3 separate regions of the Homo sapiens genome follow, and all the other regions are linked to region 2. A link is a contact called in ENCODE Hi-C data. All regions are on one chromosome and are shown on one strand. The core of a region is the stretch at or near the end of the contact, and the rest is flanking DNA. Distances in the headings are between cores, read along the strand shown. Region 1 overlaps CAVIN2-AS1 (CAVIN2 and TMEFF2 antisense RNA 1). Region 2 has its middle 110 kb from the start of MSTN. Region 3 overlaps STAT4 (signal transducer and activator of transcription 4).

Evidence for each region. Hi-C counts contacts between places; a loop is a spot of excess contacts on that map. Pooled maps may share reads with other maps.
Region 1: a map with no recorded cell type shows a loop between it and region 2 (3-fold over the local background). The contact joins two enhancer-like sites. A Hi-C loop is called at or near these places in 2 of 37 single-sample maps with no recorded cell type and 1 of 50 pooled maps.
Region 3: a pooled map shows a loop between it and region 2 (5-fold over the local background). The contact joins two enhancer-like sites. A Hi-C loop is called at or near these places in 2 of 37 single-sample maps with no recorded cell type and 1 of 50 pooled maps.

The regions. Positions count from the first base shown.
Region 1 is chr2:191,926,383-191,929,854 of GRCh38, reverse strand. The region is part of intron 1 of CAVIN2-AS1 (CAVIN2 and TMEFF2 antisense RNA 1); the gene reads right to left. Among named protein-coding and RNA genes, the nearest start is that of CAVIN2, 81 kb to the right of the region's middle. Within about 2 kb of position 2,099, at least 5 of the 41 ENCODE cell types and tissues checked have a DNase peak (open chromatin) inside an H3K27ac peak, as active enhancers do.
Region 2 is chr2:189,951,045-189,954,322 of GRCh38, reverse strand. It overlaps a transcript of AKAP19 not described here. Among named protein-coding and RNA genes, the nearest start is that of MSTN, 110 kb to the left of the region's middle. RefSeq lists an enhancer at 1,104-1,173. Within about 2 kb of position 1,527, at least 3 of the 41 ENCODE cell types and tissues checked have a DNase peak (open chromatin) inside an H3K27ac peak, as active enhancers do.
Region 3 is chr2:191,113,063-191,116,433 of GRCh38, reverse strand. The region is part of intron 3 of STAT4 (signal transducer and activator of transcription 4); the gene reads left to right. Among named protein-coding and RNA genes, the nearest start is that of STAT4, 36 kb to the left of the region's middle. Within about 2 kb of position 1,858, at least 5 of the 41 ENCODE cell types and tissues checked have a DNase peak (open chromatin) inside an H3K27ac peak, as active enhancers do.

The DNA of each region.
Region 1 (3,472 bases), core at 850-3,349, 2.0 Mb before region 2:
GCTATATCTATCTATTCAACATCAAGTGTGGGTAATGGGATAAAGCACTCAATGGAATCCCCAATATTGCATTCTGTAATTTGAATGGCAAATGGGATCTGCAGTAATGCAGATAACAAAATAATATTTACTATCTGTGTACATAGCTCATCTATTAGAGAAAAGCAACAAATAAATACACACATGCAAAAAAATGATGTGAAAGAAGGTAGAGATCTAGTAACTGCAGTTTTCTCAAAAATTGCTTTGTAGAGTGATGATAAAATTCCCAAACCACATGCACTGAGTTCCCAACTTATGTACACACAGCCCCTAGCAGGAAGAGCAGCCAAGTCACATGCTATAACTGAAGCTAAGGACAATCACCGGAAAACACCATTAACCCCTACTTTCCTTTCTTTTACACCCACCCCCACGTCTGGCTTTTGAGTTTTGCGCAGAGTAAACAAGACTATACTCGTACATTCCACCAATGAAGAATTTTATTTTATACTTGTTCAAAATCATGGAGGGCTGTAAGGACTTTCCAATTAAAGCAACCTTGTAAAGTCTTACAATTCTGTCATTCTTTAAGGAGTTCCTATTAAGTCTTAAATGCTTCAGAGATTAAAAGGGTATATTAATGTTATCGGGGACTTGAGATAAAATGCCGTGCCTTGCAGGGTATCTTTGCAGTTAATGAAAACATTTTCATCATATTCTAAGTCTATTATGCCAGATCTTCATTTCATAAGTTGTAAGATAATCTTATTTTAATTAGAGGAGATATACCAAGTACATTAGAGTAATACAGTTAAATATATTCATCAACTTTGTTCTTGTCAGGTAAAATGCCTCCTTCAGAGTTTGTTACTCTGATGGGCTATCACAGATGTAAGTAAAATGGTGTGTGGGTGTGTGTGTGTGTGTGTGTGTGTGAATTCTGAATGATTTCTGTAGAATTCATGAATAAAAGACTGTTTTCTGAGGAGGACCCTATATAACCCTCTCAAAGGCTACACTGTCCAATATGATAGACACTTTCAAATGTGGCTACTAAGTACTTGACATATGGCTGGTTCTAATTGAAATGTGCTGTAAATAGAAAGTACACACTGGATTTCAAAGATTTAGTATAAAACATATAAAAATCGTATTAATAATGTATATATTGATTACATGTTAAGATCATTACATTTTAACTACTGGGGTTAAATAAAATATATCATTGAAAATTTCACCTGTTGCTTTTTACTTTTCAGAATATGGTAACCAGAAAATTTTAAGTTGGGCATGTAATGCACAATACATTTCTCTTAGACTCTGATGCTCTATATCATCTAACCAACATGTAAGATCAAACCTTAATTATCTGTGGCATATTATCCATGTTGTAAGTAATAAACCAAATGATAAAATGATGAATCTCGAGTTGGCTCTTCCTAAATTTTGAACAAGTTACCACTCACTTCTCCCCCTTGTCCAGTCAGTTAAATGCAAGTATGGAAACGCTAGCCTTAACAACTGCCCACAAGGCTGGTCTGTGGCTACAGAAGGAAGTTGGATAGCACCTCCCAAAACTAGACATGGATCCTATGATTCTCAGGAGTGGATTGTGAAATAAAGCCAGAAGTAGCTTGTGGGAGAACCACTCATTAACAGCAATTACACTTATGAGCCAGACATTCAAGTGGGACAGGGAAAGCCTCAAGTTCCATTTCCATCTTGTGATTTTGCAATTCGTGAAAGGGAAAGGAAGAGAAAAGTACACATATGGGTAGGAAACGTTTTCAAAATAAACAAGTACCCCATAGAGACCACATTAAAACACCTCATTGGGAGACCAGGAGAAATGTGAGCTACAATCAGAACAGAGAGCTCTTCAACAAGAGCCTCAAATGCCAAGTTGGTAACACGAAAAGGCCATACAAATATTTTTAAATGTAAAACTTGCTACTCTCAAAGAAAAGGAATGTAGAGCAGGTCAGAAGCAAACTAAAAACAAATGGTCCATGAAGAAATCAATAGAGCACCTCACAGGGGAGTCCAAAGCAAAAATGCAAACCCCTTTAAGTATAACAAAGTCAGGAAGCCAGCTAGAAAATGCAAAGGCCATTCAGGGATGAAAAGGTGATAGCAGGAAGGATCGATGAATTGTTTGCTTCAGTCTTTACTGAAGAAGACTTTAGAAAAGAGTCTCACTTGCATCTTGCTTTAAAGCCGTCAGGTCAGAGGAATTGGAACAAACAGTGGAAAACAGGACTTTCCCAGACCCAAGTGGCAAACGAAATGTAAATAAATCACCAGGCCCAGATGGCATTCACCCAAGACTGCTAAAGGAACTCAAGGGTAAAATATGGAACCGGTGGCCAAAATGTGTGACCTGTTGTTAATAACCACTACTATGTGAGAAGAATGGCAGCTTGCCAGTGTGACTCACACCCATAAGAAGGACTCCAGAGGAGATTCTGGAAACAAAAGGCTCTCAATCTGATTTCTAATCTTGATATGATAATGGCATCTCCATAAAAGTTACAGATGCAATATCCATGAGAGTTACGGTTTATATATTGAGGAGTCTTGGCTAATAACCTTTGAGAGACAATTTAGATGACTTGGACCAGATACTAAGAAGTTATGGAAATTCTGTTGAATTTCTTAAAGAGTACTTTTCTGTTATCAGATAGATGTATGTATGGATGAAATTATATGGTATTCAGGATTCACCTTAAAATATTCCTAGAAAAAAGAACTGAGGGAAAAGGATAGATATAACAACAACAAAAAAGAAAGCAACATGTTGCTAAGATGGGTACACAGTAGTTTATAACCTTTTCTCTCCACTTTTGTGTGTTTGAAAACCTCCATAATAAAGCTAAAAATTAATCAAGAAGGGAATATAGAAATAAGCATATGTCCAAAGGGAAACCACTGAGTGCTATTTATTTAGACTTTCGAAACATTTTGACAAAGTTTCACACCAACATTTTACACACACACACACACACACACACACAGTGGGTTTCAAGTTTGTAGGTGATATGAAACTCACTTCAGTAGTGAACTGTCTGAGCTTACAGGGAAAATAAAATACAAACAACTACAACATCAACACTTCCAACACTGCCTAAGTAGAAAGAAAACTGGTGTATGATCTTTAACATGTGCCATTGTTAAAGGATTAACCTTAGAGAACAGTGATATAGACATATATGTGTAAGATATGAGATCTTATCAATTACTAAAAGTCTAAACCAATGTTTAGAAAGAACTAGAAACAATTTTTCCTAAAATCAGCTTACTTTGCTTCTGTAGTTAAGGAGAAACACAATGCTGGGCACCCCTAGGAAAGGGTTTTGGAAATAAAACATTTTTAAAATTAGATATGTCTGAGGCAGCAAAGTATCTGCTTTTCCTGGATGAATTCACATCTCAATGACAGTACAACTAAACTGAATGAAGTATAGAGAGCAGCATGTAGAATCATTAGAGA
Region 2 (3,278 bases), core at 278-2,777:
GTAAACAGTGTGTGTACATATGCAAATTTATCATAATGCCACTTAGAATCTATTGTGTAAGGATGTGGATGCATTAAACAATTTTCTTATGAGAAAATAGCTGTTTTCTTATAATCTGATAAAGTAGGTGTGCCACTTGTTTATACCAACAGGGTAAGAAAAAAGACTTGCGGAATGTTTCTTTGAGAAATACCTGATCTGGATTGTATCTCTTTCCTTCTCTTTCTCCTTCTCTTGCCTTCCCACTGACAGGGATTCCCCAACCTTGATGTTCATTTTACTACTACATCTTCACTTGACCTGTCTGGCTCAACATACATCCTCATCTCTTTCAACTATCAGCTTGACTTCTTTTCTCTCTGACAATGTTTTCATGTTGGCAATACCCTTGCAGGCTTCATTCATTCATTCAATCAATATCATAAACAATAAACAAACAAAAGATGCAGCTTAGTGGTTAAGAGGTGGACTCCAATGCCAGACAGCTTAAGTTTGTATCTTGGTTCTACCAGCTGTTAGCCATTAGAACTTGGGAAAATCACTTAACTTACGTGCATCAATTTCCTCATCTGTAAAAATGAGGTGATATTGATACTGTACTAACAATATCACCTCATAGATTGTTGGGAGAAATGAATGAATCAATATATCTAAAAGTCTTTGTTTTTTTTTTTTTTTTTTTTTTTTTGAGATGGAGTTTCACTCTTGTCACCCAGGCTGGAGTGCAATGGTGCAATCTGGGCTCACTGCAACTTCCGCCTCCAAGGTTCAAGAGATTCTCCTGCCTCAGCCTCCTGAGTAGCTGGGATTACAGGCATGCACCACCATGCCTGGCTAATTTTGTATTTTCAGCAGAGACAGGGTTTCACCATGTTGGCCAGGCTGGTCTCAAACTCCTGACCTAGGTGATCTGCCCATCTTGGCCTCCCAAAGTGCTGGGATTACAGGTGTGAGCCACCATGCCCGGCCTATATCTAAAAGTCTTATAACAGTGCTCAATATGTACTAAGAATCATATAACTGTCAGCTGATTTTATTATTAATCTTATTATTATCATTATTTGAGCACCTATATGCCAACCACTCTACTACATATTCGGATTATATTAGTGAACTCGACGGACAAGGCCTTGAGTAAAGCCCTTTTAGATGCAGCCTGTCCCCACTTTCCCTATTGCAGACTTGTAAGTGGGCCCTGAACAAAAATCTGGCCAGGGATGTTATCACATTTAACAATAGGCACCAAAATTACTAAACCAGCAAGAAAAGACACAATCCCTACAACTGGCATAGATAACAAAAGCCACCTGACCTCCTATTTTTAATTTCTGTTGATATTACCATAATCTTGTTCTGTTTTGTTTAACTCTAGTTCTCACTTCCCCCTTTCCATCACTACAGTCTGCAATTTTCAAGTCCTAAATGAGTGTAACTGAAAGTAACTTATTTACAAAGAAGATTCATGATCATTATAGTTATATAAGAACCAATTCATTAAATAGCCAAAATAAAAAGGAAACACCCTCAGACTATACATTCAAAGTTATCGAAGATGTGATCAAAAAATAAGTAGAAGTTCTTAAAAGGATACGTCACATGTAATTCTCCTACAGTTGCACACAGTAAGTGCAGTAGAAGTATCCTGTTTCAAAATGATCATAAAAGCAACTGTAACAGAATATTTTTAGATATTGAAACGTTGATCTTTTTACTCCCCATTGTTAACTTTCTTTTACCATTTCTCCTAATTTATAAATATTGTTCTCATATAGGAGAACAGATAAAACCTAAAATAAAAGAGCTAAATTCTTGCTTAGAATTCCAAAATAAGATCTTCATAATATGACTTCTATTTCTAAGATCTAGGTACTCATTCAAGGAGAAAAAAAAAATGATATGATTTTGTTTCAGTTCCAAAAAGGTCTGGTTTGGAAGACTGGAAGCTCAAGCTGTGTGAAGTACCATTGACCAGCTTAAGGCAGGAGACGAAATAAGCCCCTTTCTTGTATAGGGGAGGAAAAACTTTCTTCTACCCTCTTAGGTTCTGTGGCTGGGCCTGAGAATTAAACTAACATAAGACAGAGTAACAGGGAAAAAGCATACAAGTTTTATTTAATATTTTTACATGCATGGGAGCCCTCATAAGGAAAATGAATGTCTGAAAAAGCAGTTAGGCTCAAAAGTGTGTATACCTTTTAAAACAAAGAATGATAAATTGTGAGGATACAAGACAAAGGGTATTAGGCTAGGGGCAGTACATTGTGAGGCAGTGACCAGGAAATATATGGGGGAAACCAGTGGAAGATAAGGATTGTTTTCAGTTTGTGTAGTTTGTTTGTTTAGTTCTCTTTTGGCAGTAACTCCCAGTCTCCAGTGTTAAGAATGTTCTTCTATTCCTGGTTCAGGAAGAACACTTTTCTCATGGGAAATTTTATAACCTGCTTTTAGATAAGAACATTTGAGAGGTCACAGAGTTCTTCCTGCATTTGCTATTTCTCGAGTGCCTTCAGCTCAAAATAATTCTTATGCCAGAGTGACATATTTTGGGGTGGCATATTCTGATCTCCTATACTTGCCTTCAGCAAATGCTATTCTAAAACGAAGATGAGCTAAATGATTCTCTAACTTTAGACTTTTAGGTATTGGAAGAGTGAAGAAATATTTTTAGGACAATGAAAATAGGTAATGGCTATTGTGTTGACCCATACCTCTACTTCCTTATTTGAAAGCTTTAGATTTGGCTTTCAAAGTACTTAAAGCATTTACCAACTGATGAAAGGGAAGAAAACAGTGCCACAAAGATACTGAAGAGGAAGATTCAGCTGGGCGCAGTGGCTTACATCTATAATCCCAGCACTTTGGAAGGCCAAGGTGGGCGGATTACTTGGTGTCAGGAGTTCGAGACCAGCCCTGGCCAACATGGTGAAACCCCGTCTCTACCAAAAATACAAAAATTAGCCGGGTGCGCTGGCACATGCCTGTAATCCCAGCTACTTGGGAGGCTGAGGCAGGAGTATTGCTTGAACCTGGGAGGTGGAGGTTGCAGTGAGCCAAGATCGCATCATTGCACTCCAGCCTGGGGGAAGATGCAAGACTCTGTCTCAAAAAAAAAAAAAAAAAAAAAAAAAGGAGGATTCAGAGAACTAAACTAAGGTTTCTTCTATTGAAGTAGAGGGAAAAAACCTAATACTGGTACTAGGAAGTCTGATTTGATTGTCACAACAGAATGGTGGAAGAGGTCTGAGGTAATACCTCCAAACCCAACCCCAAAACTTCCC
Region 3 (3,371 bases), core at 609-3,108, 1.2 Mb before region 2:
TAGCATTTCTCAACTTTCCTTGGGCTATTTTATTATAACTAGGCTGATTCTTCTTTATCTAAATTTTAGCTTGCAAAGTAATTGCACAGCCACAAGACCAGCTGACAAGGGCATTAATTTAGGATGAAATGTACAGGTGATATGATTCTGCAGAGAAGGTGGTGTCGTATCATAGGTGTAAAAGCACTGTATTATCAAACCAATTCCCTCTTGTCAGCATCAGTGAACAAAGGGTACATATGTGATCTTAGCTTCACATTGGGAATGGAAGAGTACCATTGACTTTGTCCATCACGGCCCTTACCAAAGCATTACATGTAATGATCAGAGCACAATTCAAGCAAATGAAGTTTTTCTGACAATCCAACACATTCTAAGTTTTTTCTGTGGTCATAATGTTCATTTCAACCAAACGTACCATATGACTAATACCTTACTCCTGCAGGAAGTAAGCAGTAATGTAGAATAGATATAGTTGTATCTGGCCTTCTGTAAGTAGCCCTACTTGAATAGTCAGAAAGAGGACCTAGTATTTAGAATAAGAGTACATTTTTGGACTCTTCTCCACCTCCCAAATTGAAGTTTATTGATGAATATAATCCTGGCATAACATATACAGGAAAATACAAAATTTATTCTTCACTGTCTATGCATTGACAGAAAGTCAGTATTTCTGAGGACTGAGGTCAGGTACCAGCTGAATCACCCAGATACTTAATGTAACCTAAGATTCTCATTGGAAACAAGCTATGGTGATTTTGCTTGTGGGAGGAGCATTCGGTCCAATTGTCATAGGTGACTAAGGACCTGATGAGACACAACGGAAATGGCTGGTCAGCTTTTGCAGAATCTGATAAGATAGCATCAAGACCAAAGCAGATGTTTTCAAAACAGTAGAGTTCTCCAAGGCATTGAAGCGTGGTTGACAGGTTATGTCTTGCACAAATGAACCAGACAGAAGGACAAGTGGGTGATGGAATCCAACCCACAACCCTCTTATGAAGCTATGTCTCCTAGGGTGAGACACCAAGGTTGCTTTATTTCATTGGATCCATTCCTAACCTCCAAAGAATTATTTTCCTCTCTGAGCCTTGAACAATAGCTTTGTTCATCACCAATGAAGCAGACATCTCATGACTGCTTACATGTCTGTGTTTTCTTTTAGCTTGTGAGTTTTTGAGAACAAAGGACCAGGAATCACCTTGACAAATGGGTTCTTGGTGAATGGGTTTTTGATGAAATGACCTGGAGGTGGAATTATCTCTTTCAACTTTGGATTCCCAATACTCAGCACAGTGTGTGGCATATAGCAGACCCTCCATAAGTGTTGGTAGAATTGAAAAACAGATACTTTTTTCTGTTTATAAAAGTAACACACTTTCATACTTGTTGTAAAAAAAATCAAAATACCAAATATAGAGGGAAAAAACAAATTTACCTTTTTTATCACATAAACTAATATGCGATTCAGTACATCAGTTCTGGAAACAAAAAAATAACAATGGCAATAATGACAACACATAAAAGTCTGTGAAATTTTGCCTGCGAGGGTAGGAACATACCTTCCCACTGCTTCAACAATACATTATGTGGCTGCTGAGCTGAACTGAAAGCAGAACTCCATCCTCTTCAACGTTTGTAATTGCTGTCTCTCCACTCCAAAGGCAGCCCCCAGCTCTGCAGCCCGTAAAGAAGCATGATCTACAGCAGTAGCCCTATGGCAAGTGAAATGATTTGGTAGGAGAGCCCCAGTGCTTTGATTATAGACAAAAGTGACGTCACTTTTGATAGGAGGTGTCATGATGGTGTTGTCACTTGAAGTGACTTCATATTTCTAATAAGTGCTCAGCTGAAAAATATGCAGAGAATGGAAAACACAAGTTATGCAACTGAGAGTTGTGACTTCCTGTTAAACTTAACGGAGGAGGTGAGAATAGAACAGTAAGAAAAACGATACTGAAATGCTTATTTTTAAATATATCGTTTCTTCTTTTGCTTTCACCACTATTCTATACTGCACACAAAATGTACCACAGTATCCATTTATTATATACCATATGCATAAGGAAAATAATATTTTAGATATGCAAGGAACCTTAATAATAATATGTATGCAACAAATAACCAGCAAAATTTATTTTTAGGGACATTCTATTGATTTATGGTCTCATTACCGTGATTTTGGCAAGACTTCAGGCTATAAATTTTATGCCTTGGCCAACTTTAAAATTATTTTAGCAGTTGAGTATTGAATACTATAACACTTAAGGATTGAGCTTTTCATTACGTTCACTGAAAATTATTCCTGTCTCTACCACAATTCAGGTAGATACACTAAGTCTAAAAAGTTACCTAAGTTGTAAAACAATTATGGCCCAGATTAAATTATAACAGCAGCTTCCTGTATATCACATCTTAGATCAGACCACAGTTTTCTTCAGAAACAATGTATTTTAAACATCAGATTTGATCAGCCATAAACTCTAGGGGAACCTCCTGTCTGTGGTGGTTGAGCAGAAGGGAGAGGCATATCAAAAATGATACATATGAAAACATGTTCTTTATATAAATCACTTTCTCTATTTCTGTAACATTTCTGTAATGTTCTCTGCTACTCTTGGGAGTACTCCCTGTACAAAAAGTGTACTTTTAAAAAATAAGGAATTTTCACAGATTTTCTTTATACTGGTTTCCGTAATTATTTTTTCTCTATCCTATTTCCCTGCTCCTTTTGATGAAACTCCAACTCGGAACACTCTCTAAATTTCATCTTTAACCTTTTTAATCTTTCTTCCGCATGATGACAAAAGACAAATTTGGCCCTAATGGTACCTAATTGCCTTCTTACATCTCCCTGTGAAGCCAAAAGTTTCCTTGAATCTCTTAAACCAATTCAGCCTTCTTCAAGTTTGACTACCTTGTATAAGTTTCTGAGCATATTTATATCCAATGCTGTTTCATTCTGTCAAATTCAGCACTTTTCCTTCTCTTCAATCCAATAAATTTGAAAAAGTGCTTTCTCCTGTGTCCCAAGCTCTGAACTATAACCCTGTTGGAGCTCTCAAGATCAAAGGAACAACTGTAATATAGGTACTAAGAGACAAGTTCAGATGCAAAGAAGGAAAAAATAGGAGAGATAATGCTTGTTCGGTGTGATTACTCACAGCAGTGAGATCAGTGCCTGGCAATAATTGCTGTTCAGTACAAATTTGTGGAACAAATGAATGAGTGGCACCAGTAATGTCTGCCAGCACTGGCTGTAATTGTATGGGCAGGATCTTCATAAGCAAAGGTGTGAGCAGGTGTTACAAGTGGGCAACACCATGTAGGCAAAGACACAGAGGCAGGAAAGCAATGAGACATGGGGAGCT